Regions from separate parts of the Homo sapiens genome. Here region 2 is linked to region 1. Evidence: chromatin loops called from intact Hi-C (ENCODE). Cell type or tissue: IMR-90. All regions are shown on one strand. Each heading gives the region's core, and the rest is flanking DNA. Links, peaks and the distances in the headings are about the cores only. Region 1 overlaps NFKB1-AS1 (NFKB1 antisense RNA 1). Region 2 holds the start of LOC124900742 (a long non-coding RNA gene).

The links. Hi-C counts contacts between places; a loop is a spot of excess contacts. Peaks named below come from ENCODE experiments on the same cell type or tissue, not always from the same donor. Only the 100,000 strongest peaks of a DNase experiment are listed, where the experiment ranks them.
Region 2: a loop joins it to region 1, with 2.6 times the contacts of the local background. A loop is called at or near these places in 3 of 110 quality-filtered maps.

Annotation. Positions count from the first base shown.
Region 1 is chr4:102,446,454-102,454,794 of GRCh38, reverse strand. NFKB1-AS1 (NFKB1 antisense RNA 1) reads left to right here. Exons shown (of 5, transcript NR_136202.1): 2 at 4,728-4,864. Among named protein-coding and RNA genes, the nearest start is that of NFKB1, 51 kb to the left of the region's middle. RefSeq lists an enhancer at 7,244-7,323. In IMR-90, for the core only: a CTCF peak has its summit at 4,849 (motif pointing left); a DNase peak (open chromatin) is centred at 4,824.
Region 2 is chr4:102,560,423-102,568,763 of GRCh38, reverse strand. It overlaps NFKB1 (nuclear factor kappa B subunit 1), which reads right to left. Exons shown (of 24, transcript NM_003998.4): 6 at 1,629-1,777. It overlaps LOC124900742 (a long non-coding RNA gene), which reads left to right and starts at 2,094. Exons shown (of 3, transcript XR_007058206.1): 1 at 2,094-2,212; 2 at 3,836-3,939; 3 at 8,206-8,293. In IMR-90, for the core only: no CTCF peak of the experiment used is centred there; a DNase peak (open chromatin) is centred at 4,233.

The DNA of each region.
Region 1 (8,341 bases), core at 207-8,206:
TGCTGCACCAAGTTAGGATTTGGGGGCTATAAGGATGGAGTGGGTGTATTTTGCATGTGAAAAAGAAATGAATTTGGGGGGCTGGGGTGGAATGCTAGGGCTTGAATGTTCCCCAGATTTCATGTGTTGGAAACTTAATTTTCAATGTATAATTTTCTATATTTATATATATTTTTTCTTTGAAAATTACTCTGTTTCAGTTATTCTATTATAAGCAACAGAAAAGAGACTAAGATATGCTGCATTCGAGTTTGTGACTAAAATTTAAACTCACTCTACTTCCTATTAACATTTGTGGGATGTGGTCAAAGGAGCTTGGGAAAGCAGAACTTTACTTTAACTCCAATTCCCCACCCCCAGCATTTCAGTCTTTGTCATGTAACAGGGCTTATGGAGCTGGTATAATATTTATTTTTAAAAGAAATATATCAATTTCATATCAAGTTTTTTTGGCTTTTGCATTCAGTTTAATAACTGTATTATAATATTTACAATATAATCTTGCTCTTCTGGCTATTCTAGCTCCTTTTCTTCCCAGGGCCTAGGAGAACTTTCCTTTTACTGACGTAAAACTTTATGGTCTAAACTGACTTACATGACTGTTCATTGTCTTGCTACAAAATCTTATATTTGGATGCAACTGTTGGTGATACCCCAGTTCTTCTTTTTCTTCTTCTTCTTTTTTATTTTGAGACAGGGTCTCGGTTTGTTGCTCAGGCTGTAGTGCAGCGGCCCCATCATGGCTCACTGTAGCCTCAACCTCCTGGGGGCAAGTGATCCTCCTGCCTCAGCCCCTCCCTGCTCCCCTTCCTGAAGTAGCTTAGACTACAGACATATGCATCACCATGCCTGGCTAATTTTTGTTTTGTCTTAGAGATAGGGTTTTGCCATGTTGGCCAGGCTGATCTTGAATTCCTGGGGCCAAACAATCTGCCCAGCTAGGCCTCCTAAAGCGATGGGATTACAAGCATGCACCACCATGACCTTTCCAGTTCTTTTTGCATTTATTTTGTAACCCAGGCAAGTAATTACTTAGGGAAGACTAAGTGAAAGTCATGTGTCTCAAAAAAGAATGAGGAAAACACATTGATAATTTAAAAATGCAATTGCCTGCTTACATAAATTATATATTGAAGTCTATGAATACATTTCCTCCCAAGTATATGTATTTTTATGTCCAACTTTTGGGCTCCCTCCCTCACTTGTGGTCTGAATTGTGGTGGAGGGTATTAGATACCTATTTTTATGTGTTTGAGGAATGTGTAAGTGTTCAGTGCCTACATTTTGAAGATAAGTGAAATTAATCGATTTACCAAATAGATGATGAGTTGAAGTATGTTTCCATCTTCTTCAGGACTGCCTGTATGGCTCAGGATGTGGAAGAAATTGCTAAATAGTCTATCCATCTCCCTTGACACCATCTTTAGTGAAAATTCCACCCCAAATTTGGCATAAAGTCTTCTGAGTTACAGAACTATTGCCAGTTTAAAAAAAATGACATTCATAGGTATTTTAATGGAAAGTTGGAGAGAAGCAACTTAGGCAAATCTAACCTGCTTCCTAAAAAGTCCCTAAAAAAAAAATCTCTCTTTAATTTCCTATTGTTACCAAATGTATTTTTCTCCCCTTGATTTCTAATAACTGACATAAGCAGGTTTTGCTTGCACTTCATGTTGCCACAAAATTGTATTATTCCATTTTTTTCTCTTGCTTTTCCAAATATTTGTGCCACCCTAAGCATTTTCTCCTTTTTCCAAGCTATACAGATTCATAGATATTGGTATCTTTTCTTAAGCCCGCTGTAGTTAAACCTGCATCATATTGAGCCAGATAGAATCTCATGAAACAGTCATATCAAACAATGAAACATATGGCTATATGCAATTCATAGTTTATTCTTATTTTTAGCAATATAGACTTTTTTTGCCTAAAAAGAAGGAAGACATCAAAAGCAAATATTTAAAAATTCTTATGTAAAGTATACATAGTAATCATCTATATGGATGTAGCAAATAACATTCTTAAAATTACAAATGTTTTTGATTGAATTCTTTAAATTTTCCCATCTGTCATATAAAAATGTTGGATTATATTATCTCTATGTACCTTTTCTAGCTCTAAATTTCCCATTTGAAACCTTAGTATTAGTAGAATTTGGTGGATTTTTTGAAAGCGGTTTGGGTCACAACATTACACATATTCTTTCCTAGGAAAGAATATGTGACAATTAACAAGTCTATTCTTCAGAATTTTGAATCATACCAAGCCACACATGATTCATTGTTCATCTTTTAGTTTACTGTAGATGAAGAATTCACAAGATTTTAAAAAAATGAATACATTATCCCAGAATAAATTTTGGTTTCTGAAGTTTTGATATCTGTTCTAATAATGAAAATAGTACACTGATCATGAGGTAGAATTTTATAGAAAAGGATAGTAGGGCTTTTAATGTATATATTCTCAAGTCTTAAAAGTGTATCTCAACAGGATAAATGCAGATCAACTTTTTAAAAAAAACTAAAAAAGAGTTTCTTTTATCTAATGTGTCCTAATTCATAATTTAAAAATAGTGATGCATATGTTGAATATCTTTCTAAGTAGGAATATAGGTAAAGAGACTGATTGATGATAAGGCGGGAAGCCTTTAAAACTGAACACTGAGCGGGGCTGTGGCAACTAGAATAATCACATTCATTGTGATTCTTATTCTTAGACTGAACTCTTAGAAAGGGCACTTCATTCCTGATTATCTGGCTGCCAGGTTCATCTGCTATGATTTCCGAGACATTTATGGCTGTTATATTTGTAATGATTTTCCTATGACAAAAGTATGAGAAGCAAAAATTGCACTGCTATTGGTTAGTGAAATAACAGCTGCCCCTGAGCAAATCTTTCTCAGCAGTGGGAATGGGTTAAAAAATGGAAATAGGACGGGCGTGGTGGCTCACGCCTGTAATCCCAGCACTTTGGGAGGCCGAGGTGGGCGGATCACGAGGTCAGGAGATCAAGACCATCCCGGCTAAAACGGTGAAACCCCGTCTCTATTAAAAATACAAAAAATTAGCCGGGCGTAGTGGTGGGCGCCTGTAGTCCCAGCTACTCGGGAGGCTGAGGCAGGAGAATGGCGTGAACCCGGGAGGCGGAGCCTGCAGTGAGCAGAGATTGTGCGGCTGCACTCCAGCCTGGGTGACAGAGCGAGACTCTGTCTCAGAAAAAAAAAAAAAAAAAGAAAGAAAGAAATATTTACTGAGTTTTCATACTCTGTAGTTGGCACCATACCAAACCCTTAGCAAATATAATGATGTGTGAAGGAAATTGTTTATAGAGACAGTTCTGGAACTACACTTTAGTCATATGCCTCTCAGTTAAAATCCAGGCTCTCCTTTGTCTTTCTCACTCTGTTCTTTGAAGATGCAGATAAGTTCTGTATATTCCCACTACTGAAGATTTTTTTTAAAAACTTTTATTTTAGGTTCAGGGGTACATGTGCAAGTTTCTTTTATAGATAAATTATGTGTCACAGGAGTTTGGTGTACAGATTATTTCATCACCCAGGTAATAAACATAGTACCTGATCCTTACCCTCCTCCCATCCTCCACCCTCAAGTAGGCCCCAGTGTCTATTGTTCCTTTCTTTGTGTCTATATTTAATCAACACTTAATTCCCACTTATAAGTGAGAACATGTGGTATTTGGTTTTCTGTTCCTGTGTTAGTTTGCTTAGGATACTGGCTTCCAGCTCCATCTAAGTTGCTGCAAAGGACATGGTCACGTTCTTTTTTATGGCTCTATAGTACTCCATAGTGTATATGTAGTACATTTTCTTTATGCAATCCACCGTTGATGGGCACTTAGGTTGATTCCATGTTTTTGCCCTTGTGAATAGTGCTATGAAGAACATATGCGTGCATGTGTCTTCATGGTAGAACAATTTATTTAACATATTCCTTTGGGTATATACTCAATAATGGGATTGCTGGGTCGAATGGCAATTCTGTTTTAAGTTATTTGAGAAATCGTCAAACTGCTTTCCACAATGTCCAAACTAATTTACATTCCCACCAAGAGTGTATAAACATTCCCTTTTCCCTGCAACCTCACTAGCATCTGTTATTTTTTGACTTTTTATCAATAGCCATTCTGACTGGTGTGTGATGGTATCTCATTGTGGTTTTGATTTGCATTTCTGTAATGATAAGTGATGTTGAGCATTTTTTCATATCCTTGTTGATCACAAGTATGTCTTTCGAAGTGTCTGTTCATGTCCTTTACCCACGTTTTAAAATGGAGTTGTTTGGTTTTTTTGCTTAAATTCCTTATAGATTCTGGATATTAGACCTTTTTCAGATGCATAGTTTGCAAATATTTTATCCCATTCCGTAGGTTGTCTGTTTATTCTGTTGATAGTTTCTTTTGCTGTTCAGAAGCACTTTATTTTAATTAGGTCCCATTTGTCAATTTTTGTTTTTGTTGCAATTGCTTTGGCGTCTTCATCATGAAATCTTTGCCGGATCCTATATCCGGAATAGTATTTCCTAGGTTATCTTCCAGGGTTTTTGTAGTTTTAGGTTTTTTAAGTCTTTAAATCCACCTTGAGTTAATTTTTGTATATGGCTACCCAAGATTTTAAGATTTAATAGAACACCAATGACACCAGATTTATTTTGCTTTCAAGTATAATATTGTGTTATAATATTGTCCCAATGCCTTTTTAATCCGAACAGACTCCTGCCACCTTATGCTTGTCACCAACCCTTCTCCTCCAAATCTGATACACCAGACTTTCTGAGAACCTGTGCTTTAATGAGTAAACTCACACAGCTGCAACAAATGCTGCCACCTCCTGGCATCTTTTAAAAAGGTAAAATCTGGTAAGCAAAGACTTGGTTCAGATGCTCTTTGTGAATATACATGGCCCTTCATGTACTTATTCTCCCTTCTTGCTGAGAGTTATCCATTTTTGGGGAAGCAAAATAATCTTGAGTAGGTCATCTGTTCTCTTAGTATGTCTAACCTGTTAGGATTTTGAAACTTTCTGGTGATTCTGTTTTGCCATTTAATATGCAGCAGGGCGGTAGTTCATGCTCATGAGGAAAAAAAAAGATGAACTCTTTGATGAGTATAAGTTTTTCTACTATCTGTACTATACATACAAATTTGAGGCAGAAGCCATGACATTCACCTGGAGAACTTGGCCACACTAAGCCAAAATTAAATGAAACATTTCTTGCCACTTTCCTATTTGCTTTAATTTTAATTGAAATGACCCAGTAACATTTGCAATAAGGTAGCTAGCTGCTGGTAAACTATGCCATGCATATGAAAACCTTTAAAATTTTATTACTAGTTCATATAAAATAGAGCAATGCTAATTCACTGGATTAAATTGCCAATTATTTTTAAAGTGTAAACAGGCCAGGCGCGGTGGCTCACGCCTGTAATCCCAGCACTTTGGGAGGCCAAGGCAGGTGGATCACGAGGTCAGGAGTTCAAGACCAGCCTGGCCAAGATGGCGAAACCCTGTCTCTACTAAAAATACAAAAATTAGCCGGGCGCGGTGGCAGGTGCCTGTAATCCCAGCTACTTGGGAGGCTGAAGCAGGAGAATTACTTGAACCTGGGCGGTGGAGGTTGCAGTGAGCCGAGATTACACCACTACACTCCAGCCTGGGCAGTAGAGTGAGATTTCATCTAAAAAAAAAAAAGTGTAAACAATCTGAATTGAGGCATTCTTAAAAATGTTACATCAAGAAAAACTTAACACGAGAAGCATGATTGATACATTTTGAATTGTGAATGACAAAAGTTCTTGTAAGCCCTGTGCTTATTACTTGCTTGAAAGAACAGTCGAAAGTAGATTGATCAAGGGTAGTTTTTTTTTTTTTTTTTTTTTTTTTTTTTTAAGACAGGGTCTCACTCTGTCATCCAGGCTGGAGTGCAGTGGCGCAATCTCAGCTCACTGCAACCTCCACCTTCTGGGCTCCAGTGATCCTCCCACCTCAGCCTCTTGAGTAGCTGGGACCACGGGAGCATGGCACCATGCCTGGCTAATTTTTGTATTTTTTTGTAGATATGGGGTTTTACCATGTTGTCCAGGCTGGACTCGAACTCCTTAGCTCAAGCGATCTGCTTACCTCAGCCTCCCAAGTGTACTTTTTGCTTTAGTTACTGTTGAATGTTTAGTACCCGCCATAAGGCCTAGCATATAGTAAGCTCAATGATGTTGATTGAATGAACAATTAATTCCTAACTCTTCTTCACATTAATTTATGAAATGGTGTTTAAACTTAACAGTGGATATAACCTTTACAATAAGCAAATGTGTTTTTGCTGGTCAAAGTGTGGTTCAGGGGTCAGCAGCATTGGCATCACCAAGGAGCTTGTGAGATTTACTGAATCTCAGGCTCTACCCCAGAAGTACTGAATCAGAATCTGCATTTTAATAAGATCCCCAGGTGATTCATATGCACGTTAGAGTCTCGGAAGCATGGCTTTAAAGGACATAAGCTGCCATTGTTATTTCCATTTTCCATGTAGCTATAGAATTTATTGTCCCATAGATTTCTGTTTTCCTAAATAAAATTATTCTGTGACCAGACTTCTCACTACTTTCTGACTGAGTCTATGCAAAATAAATTTTTCACATCTTTGTTTCCTTCTTTCTTTTCTAAGGTTGCTCAGGCTTAGAAACTGTGTGAATTCCTACTCCTGAGCTGTGAATCAGGGGGCTTTTTTTTTTTTGGAGACGGAGTTTTTGCTCTTGTTGCACAGGGTGGAGTGCAATGGTGTGGTCTCAGCTCACTGCAACCTCCGCCTCCTGGGTTCAAACAACTCTCCTGTCTCAGCCTCCTGAGTAGCTGGGATTACAGGCGCCTGCCACCACACCTGGCTAATTTTTTGTGTTTTTAGTAGAGATGGGGTTTCATCATGTTGGCCAGGCTGGACTTGAACTCCTGACCTCAGGTGATCCACCCGCTTCGGCCTCACAAATGGCATGGTGGCTCACGCCTGTAATCAGAGGGCTTTTTATAAAGGAAACTCCCTTCTAGGGGTCCTTGATTAAAAACTTTTTAAATGATTGAACCAGTGGTTGGCTATGAAGACATTGCTGCTTATACAGTTTTCTTCTTTAAAAGTGTGTTTGTCGCGGTGCAGACTCAGCACTTAAGGGAAGACTTCCTGCCACAAAATATTTGTAACTGCTCCTGAAAGAGAAAGCAATTATCACAGTTCAGTTAGGTCTTAAAACAAAACAAAAACAAACGTTTTACTGAGATCACCCATGTGTAAATTTATGAAGGGGTTGGATCACTTGTTAATTTTATTTTTATCTGCTTTTCACTTAATTGTTGTTAACTCAACAGCATATTTTTTATTAGAACATTTTGGCTATTTTTAACGTGCCGAAAGTTATTAAGATTTTTAGTACAGAAAAGCACTTACTGTGGTTGTTAATTATTCTACTCATCGTAATGAGATGCTTACCTAAAGTAGGTATCTTCAAAGTCAACTCTCGCATCCAAAGCACTGGGCTTGTGCAGCGTGTGTACCAGCTGCGGGGGAACTGCAGGTATGCCTGGGATCAGATGATTCTTTGCCTGAGGAGAGGTCCATATATAGGCCTTGAGGCTAATGGCAAGAGAAAGAAAATGCATTTGGAAAAAATAAACTGCCACCACAGGTGCAAGCCTCCATCTTGATACTTTTCACTCTTTGTAGAAATTGTTTGCTAGAAGGTTGTAAAAAGTCACGGAAAAAGCCTGGGAGTTTGGACTCAGACAGATTCAGGTTCTGTGACATCATGAGTACTCTCAGAACGCCATTCTTTTTTTTTTTTTTTTTTTTTTTTTTTTAGTAGTAAGAGTTTTGAGCCTTGGTATATTTATTATCTTGTGGTTATTATTTTGTGGTATATTTATTTACTGGTTTATTATTTTCTTTTCTTATGAAAATATAACTAGTGAGGACAAGTGACTTTTTGGTTTATATGCCTGTGTCTAGCATACTGCCTTGCATGTACTAAGTGGTCACTGTAGATGACTGCATAAATGAACTGGTGTTTAGGTGTGTACTAATAGTTCAGGCACTACATGTTAATTCATTCTCATGGTATCCTTGTAATGTAACAATAATTAACACTTACTGTTACAGACAATGTTCTAGATTCTCAGTGCTTTACATTTATTAACTCATCTGATGGTTTTAACAACCATTTGATGCTTGAAAGTAGGTATTAGTGTTATAATTTTCATTTGCTGATGAGGAAACTGAGGAACAAAAAGGTGAAGTAAGTTGCCCAAGTTAACACCCATAGACAAGTAAGCTAGATTTTGAACCAG
Region 2 (8,341 bases), core at 317-8,316, 110 kb before region 1:
CCGCTTTAAGGTCTCAAATTTAAATAACCATTAGTTCTTTCTAAAATCCTGAAAGATTACTAAAGCAAACCACAGAAACACCAAATTATAGACACCATACTGGAGGTTTTATAATAATAAATACTAGTAGAAAACTTCATCTAAAATTTCCTCTAAAGGATATGATTATAATAGGGATTAAACAAGACCAAAGAAAATAAACACTTCAAACTGACAGAACCCTACTGGAATAAATCTGCAGAAACACTAAGTGATCAATCAGTCTAAAACTGTGATAATTAGCCTGCATTTCAAAGCTCTCCTAGGTCAATCAGGAATTGGAAGGGTATTCCACAACACATGATGAACAAACTGTGACATACAACAGGAGACACGCCAGTCTTTCAAGAGGATGTTGAAACAAGTTCATATAAAGCACACTTTAATTTTTCAAATCAATTTAAGCTTCTTCCTTCAATCTAGAGTCTTTTTTTTTTCTAACATCAAAAGAATCCGATTTTAGTGACTTAAAAGAAAGCTCTCTCTCTAGGTTTTTCACACTTAAATATTTTCACAGTCAAACAAAGAAATACCTAGGAACATGAAAGCACAACCTCCAAAATAATAACCAATTTGAAACTTGATCGGAATTCAAAGCCTGAAATGCAACCATCAGCTTAATTATAGTTGATTTAAACAATTCCTTTCTTTTGAGTGAATAAGCCAGATTAACTGGGATTTCAGCATAAACTATTTAAACCAGGATTAGAAAACCCTGAAAAATGTTTTTAAAAATTAAACAAAATTAAAAATTTCTTCTTTTGCATTTAAGGACTTCCAAAGAAAGACTTAAAACAACAATTTTTAGAATTATTGATTGCACATATCAGTTTGTATTGTGTGCTACACTATTATTCTGTGTGCCATTTTAGTGTATTAGGAAGATGAAAATACAAGTTTTTTAGCACAATAAATATGTCTTATTTAAAAGCTTAATTCTTTTGGATTGAAATTACTTCTATAAAACTTCATTCATTAAAAATTGCTTGTTTTATTTGATCAACCCTTAAATGAATACGTCATTTTTTATTTACATTTCAAGCCTAATGAATGCCAAAATAAATTTGCATTCCTTGGCTTCTTATCTGTGCATTACTTTCTAAGCAGCAGAGAGCTGAAATGATATTTATGCATTCACTTAAAGCCCTACATATTCACACCATAAATCCACTGAAGAAATCATCAAGAATGTAAAAATATACATAAAGTGATGATTTCTGCTATAGTTATGTTTCTTTAAATTTGTCCTTATTTTTATTTCTAGGAGAAAAAAAATTAATAGTGGCACAAATACCTTGTAGGTCAAGTGACCACATATAAGTGATCATCCAAATTGGGCCACCTTTAAGAGTAGAAGAGGGTGCTATAAACAATTAGGTCAGGGGCAAACCGGGCTGTCTCAAGCAAATCCAGACATGTGGTCACCTTACTTCCTGGAGTCCAAATGAAAGCACAAGTTTACACAGTTTTTTGAGGTCATCTGAGGGTCTCAGAAAGGTCCCTAATGAAAGGGGCCTGTTCATTCTAAGTTCCTGCATCCCATATTCTATCTGTTCCTACCTTCCACAGCATCATATACCCCTACTTACCCGACCACCATGTCCTTGGGTCCAGCAGTTACAGTGCAGATCCCATCCTCACAGTGTTTTCCCACCAGGCTGTGGGCATGCAGGTGGATATTTTTTCCATTTGTGACCAACTGAACAATAACCTTTGCTGGTCCCACATAGTTGCAGATCTATATAAGAAGCACATTCCAAAAGTTAGCATATCTGACTCTCCAGCAACATGGAAACATGTTTATGATAAGCCAGTAAGTATAAAAAGTACAATATAAAGTTATTCATATATGTATATACATGATTACAGCCCTGTTTTTAAAAGTATGTGATGAACAAATGACAGGGTGGAAGTAAATGAAAATGTTAATGGTGGTTGTTTTGTGTAGTGGGAAGATACACTCCAAGAAGCAGGCCACTTAAAACACAATATGTATTGTGAAAGTTGGAGCAACACATCTTAGAGGATGCTGTGTTGTCATGAAGCCTCCTTTCCTATTAACCAAGAACATGCCTTCCTCTGCATCCTCATCAAAATTCTTGGTCACAAAAGCTGGGTAAATGATTGATGAGAAAGAAACTGGTGGTTGATGGAAATCAAAGGAAGAAGGCAGGTAAGCAGAAACAGTCCATCCTAACTCTGTGCCATGTGATTAGACAGGAGAATCTTGCCAGGGACCTGGTTCTGAAGTTTGGCTATAAACACTCAAGCCTGAGGACTTGGCCTCCAGTCATCTCTTAGAAAACCTGAGCCTTCAGTAGCCCTCTCTGACTTCTGATAATTGAGTTACATATGCTCAGGTCATAGTAAGTTTCTTCAATTCAAAAAAGTGTACTCCTTAAGTACAAATCCTTAGATTTCACCCCTGTTTGCTGTTGCTTGATAAAATTAGAGTTTTCTATTTAAAGTAATTTATTTCTTATTGGTATGTCTTTAAAATGATGACAATAGCAATAAAAAGGAAATAGCATGGAGATAATGACATTTTTAGCAAAAAACACTTAGATATCCTCTTTCTTCTTCTTAGTCACCTAGCCCCTGTAGTAGACTGGATTCCTTCCTTGAGAAAGTGCCAAGACTAAAGTCACACTAACATAACAGAAAAGACCTTATTTTAACCCTCTTAAATCCTATCAAGTCAGAGCCCTGTGATAAATTCAGCTAAATACTTGGAAATGCACTATAATCTCCTCACAAGATGAACTACTATCCTGGTTTGCCTAGGACTGAGGGGTTTTCTGGGACACAGGGTTTTTGGAGCCAAAACCTAGATTAGTTGGTCACCCTATCTCCTTAGCTCATACTGTACTTTTTGAAGAACTGAATAACCTAAGCCCCAAATCTCTCAACTACGCAGTAATTCAAAATGCATAAATCTGTACAAGCAGCCCACAGCTTGAAAGAAAGAGAGACAGAGAGAAAAAGAAAGGTAGAAAAGGAAGGAGGAAAGGGAGGAAGGAACGATGGGACGGAGGGAGGGAGGGAGAGAGGGAGGGAGGATGGGAATCACACCTAAAGATAACTCTTTGATGGAAGTCCTAATGATATAAACTTGAGGAAGACCCTAAACCTGCCAATAATACTTGGAAAGAGACAGAATCCTTTTCGACTAGCCTACTTCTACTATAAACTTCATTAAATGGATTCATATTTTATTGAAGCAGGGTTTTGGTACAATTTTCTTAGTAGGGACTTTTTCCCAACCCAATATTTCATCCAAGAGTCGAAAAGCTGATCAGAGTTGGCATTATTCCCCAGAGGGTTTGCAGGGAGAGAAGTTTCACTCGTCAACAAAGGACAGACTCCCCTACAGTCAACTGTGCAGCTCCACCTCAAGGCCTGTATGCATGCACTTGGCTAGAACTGCTGCAAAGGTTTGCTTCTAAACCTTCTAACCTCCTTCTCAAAGAGCAGGGTCCCCAGAGCAAGCCAATCACGAAGAGGGTTGCTAATTAAATTTGATCTTGACCACCTCAAAGCACAAAAAATTTCTTAAACAGGTATAACATTTAAAAAAAAAAAAACTCTGGGTATAAAGCTAATTATGAACTCAGTGCTTTCCCTTTAACAAGGAGAAAGTCTTTGCCCTTAAATGTGGGATGGGGTATGAGAAGTTCTGGGTTTTCTCCAAAGCTGACTGCTGTCCCTAGATACTCTCTATAGATTGCTGATGCCAGTTGTGTTTCTTGGTGTTGACATCTGAAATCAGTCTTTGTTATGATGATATATCCCACAGGGGCTTCTTCAGCAATAAATCAAGAGTGAAAGAACACGAAATAAACCATGTAATTACACTTTTAAGTGACACCAGCACAGGAATGCAAGAGAGCAAGGCATGAGGTAATGCTTCATTTGGGTGAAATCAGCTAGGCTTTCCAATTTAATAGGACACCAGAAGGAATCCATAATTAAAGCCCAATCACGTCAGATAACTGGGCTCTTCAATGTTACCATTATGAGGCAATTAGTCTCTGGTACTGAAGGAAAGAGGTCCGAGGTATCCTCAAAAAGTACTCATGTATTTTTCATATTACTACTTCATGGCTGAAGGGTGGCAAGAATGAGGAACTGGGTAATTCCTGAGGTAAAGGAGCTGAACATGCTGCCAGTGACTCATGTGCTGTTGGATCCATTTGAAAGAGTCCAAGTCAGCATCGCATCATCTGGTTTTCACAGAGACCACAGGGCAACAGACAGGGAGCCCCCTGGGTTTTGTGGACTTTCCAAAATACTGATGAAAGAAGAAAGCTGAAGTGTGAGAAGACAGTGATACTATTTGCAAGTTATATGGTACATGAAGACACTGGCACTCTAACATGGGGGAGACCATACTTCATAGGATGTCATGATGACGGAGAACTGTTTGCAATCGATTCAGAAATTCATTTGCTCTACGGAGAACTTAGTTCTTTTTATTCAGTCTCCCTTTTACTTCTTTGAATAGTGGTTCCTTTGAAAATTAAGTTTATAGAGAGCAACTGTGTCTGTTAGGTTTTTTTCAAAGCGTCTGAACATTGCAGGCTCTTATTAAGAGTTAAGCTTTCGGGCCGGGCGTGGTGGCTCATGCCTGTAATCCCAGCACTTTGGGAGGCCGAGACGGGTAGATCACCTGAGGTCAGGAGTTTGAGACCAGCCTGGCCAACATGGTGAAGCCCTGTCTTTACTAAAAATACAAAATATTAGCCGGGCATGGTGGTGTGCACCTGTAATCCCAGCTATTCGGCAGGCGGCAGGAGAATCACTTGAACCCAGGAGGTGGAGGTTGCAGTGAGCCAAGATCAAGACACTGCCCCTCCAGCCTGGGTGACAGAGCAAGACTCCGTTTAAAAAAAAAAAAAAAAAAAAGAGTTAAGCTTTCAGTTAAAGTCAAGGAGACAAAGGTGACAAAACTGAGTACTCAGCTACCCAGGGACACTGTAAGAGCATGGACTTTAGGCGCAAACCAGCTGGGCTTGAAGATAGTTCCCCATTTCCTGGTTGTGTGACTTTGGGCACTGCTCAGTTTCCCCATCTGTAAAAGGGAGATGATGATAATAGTATCTCAAAGGGTTGTTGTGAGGACTAAATACATTAATGCATGTAAAGCCTTTACAACAATGCTCAACAAATAATAGTAGTTTAAAAGCATTAACTTGTCTTATTTATTAATTTATTACTGTAAAGTACTCTTCCACCTAGAGAACTTTAAACAATATGACCATCCTGAAAGTTTTTTTTTTAAGTACTATCTAAAAGCAGGTGGCTGGAATAAACGACTGATTTAGGTCACTTCTATTTCCAGGGTAAATATTTTTTTGCATGCCATATTTTATTGGGCTTTGCTAATTTTCCAGTAGTAATTATGTTATTATAGTAACAGCTATCATTCTTGGAGACACCCAGGACTTCTTGGCATTCTTGATGAAACTTAAGATTTTCTTCCAGGAGCTTTATGACTCAATACCTACTGATGACCACATGCTGGATCTGCTTTTTGAATAAGATGTAGAAACCATGGGTCTCAGATCATACCAATCTTAGTCAAATTACCTCTTTTTATTTAAAACAATTTTGTCACGTTGGGGTAAAGTACATGCTGGTTCTTCAAAGGTGGTTACAGGATGTAGTCTATAATTTTCTAGGAATCAGGATTTGAAATGTCCACTTTGCTCTTTGGGTAAATTCAGCCAAATCACTTTGGCAGAATGTAGAGTTAACATGAATGTAAGAGGTGATACATGAAGTAGTTCTTTTCTGCTTAGCTTTGCTTGTGAAGTGATTGATGATGATGATGATGACAATGGTAATGAAGAAGAGGAGGGGAAAATACACAATTTTCAAACGGAAATCTGTCCTGACTTCACGTGTGCACCTCACTTTGTCCTCTACTGCACTAAGCAGCAGAACAATGTGGTAAAGTCTAGGAAGTCTGAAGCCAGGCTGCCCGGCTCAAGACCGACTGTTACCACTTAGCTGTGTCAACGGGGAAAGATGGTTAACATCTCTGGATTTCAGTTTCTCTGTCTTTAAAGTTAAAAGGAATAATACACTTGATTTCATAGGACTTTTTTTTAGGATTAAATGAGTTAATGCAGTGCTTGGCACTTAATGGGATTAGCAATCCCAAATATAAATCCTCTCTCCCACCTAGGTAATACCTCACTAATAACCAACATTTCTCTATTTATTCAGCGAGTATTTAAAGCCCGTCCTATGTTCCACACACTGCAGTAAACTAGGGGATGAAGCGATGCATGGTGAATGCAGAACAGACACAATCTCTGTTCTTGTGGAGAATTAAAGAGTGGGACTGACACTAATCAAATAATCTCACAAATAAATGTAAAAGTGTAACTGAGAAGAGCTTACAAAGGAGATATATAAGAAGCACTTGACTGGGTCAGGAGGTCAGGGAAAGCTTCCTGAGGGAGTACTGAGGGTGGAGATCTGAAAGAAGGCTAGGAGTATAACCAGGCAAGGGGGTGGGTGAGGCCAAAGGGTTTAGAGGGTCTTGCTGGCAGGAAAAACAGCACATGCAAAGAAAGGCTCTGTGCTCAGAGTCCTACTCAGGACCTCCTTGGACCTACCCATTATCACGTCTCAGGATTTTCTTCAAGCTGACAACTCCCAGGTTGTTCCTCCACTTCCCTATTGAGAAGCACCCATTCTTCAAGAGGAAGACCTGAACCTGAATCTTCCATGACACCCTCCTCACCACTTTAGCCCACAAGGCTCCACTACTGCCTCCTTTTTCTGAAATGTGATTGGAAGGGACAGGCAGGAAAACCATATGCAACCTAGCGCAATATGAAGACAGGGTTCAGTAACTAAATGATTACTGTCAAATTTCTCTTGCTTGTTAAACTCCCAGAGCCTATACAGCTATACTTTCTAACTTACTGTGTTTTATGGAACATGCTAACTCAGATAATCCCCACAACAGCCCTGTGGGGTCAGAGGTTGTACCCCATTTCACAGCTGGAGGAACTGAGGCTCAGTAAGATAAGGTAGGTTGCCATGGTTCCTATAAATGGAGCGATCAGGCAATCCTTGAGCTTGGGTCTGTCCACCTCAACAAACTATTCACATTTCCCATTGCTCTGTGCTACCATGTGACATGATCATTTTTTCTTCTGTGTGTGTGCAGTCTCCTCAGTGTTTCATAGTTCTACTTTGCCTAGAGAGTGTTGATAGATGACAGTTATTCCTAAACACCTTGTTTGTTTGGCTTTGCTGGTATGTGTTGTGAGAAGAGAGGTCTCAGGAATGGCTATAAGAAGTGGTAGAGGTGTATCTGTCCCCTTGCAAGGCTCCTTCACAGAGTCATGCCACAGACATGAAACCATGCATTCATTCTTTTCTGTGAGGTTGCAAGTCAGATTATCAGGCACACACACACACACAAAAAAAAAAAAAAAAAGGAAAGAAAGAAAGAGAATAACGCTATTTTAATAATATTTCTTCTCTCAGGGATGAAAAACAGTCAGGCTTTATTGTTTATTACTTGTTGAGCAACCAGGGCAACCAGGAAGGACAGAATGACCTTTACCAAATAAGATAGTACAGAATTATGTCCAACACAGTTTCTGGCATAAAAAGATGCTTAGTAAAGTTAGTCTCTTCTTTCTCTGTCAGGCAGGAGATTTCAAGTTGATCTAGTCAGTGATCCAATCCCAGCTTTTCCCCCTCCTAGCTCTGTGGCCTTACACAGATTAAATAACCTCTCTGAGTCTTAAGCTCTACATCTACACAATGGGCCAATCACATGACTTCAGAGGGCTGCCGTGGGGACTACGCAGTCCCTGGTACATGGTAGGTACTATTAAAGTGCCAGTTTCTTTCCTTCTCTATTATTTGTAAAGACCCTTGGGCCTCCGAAAGTCCCTGTGAGGGAGGCAGAGTTGACTCTATTACCCCTATTTTGTAGATAAGAAAACAGAAGTTCAAACAGATTAACAAAGTGACATAACCCAAAGTCATACAGCCAAGACACAGAGGACTCTGGAATTCATTATGAGTCTTCTGAATATAAATGTGGTATTCTCAGTAAGGTAGGGGATGGCATGAAAAAAATCCTCTTTGACCCACTATTAATGGCATGTTTTTTTGTTTTTCTTTTCCTGGTAGTACTCATGGAGTTGCATTGATTCACTGACATTCTTTCACCTTGTTTAGTGCCCTTTTTGAATGACCAACAGCATATATGGCTCATGATATCAGGCTGGGATTAGAAGAGCAAACTGCCATTTGACATAATAAATAA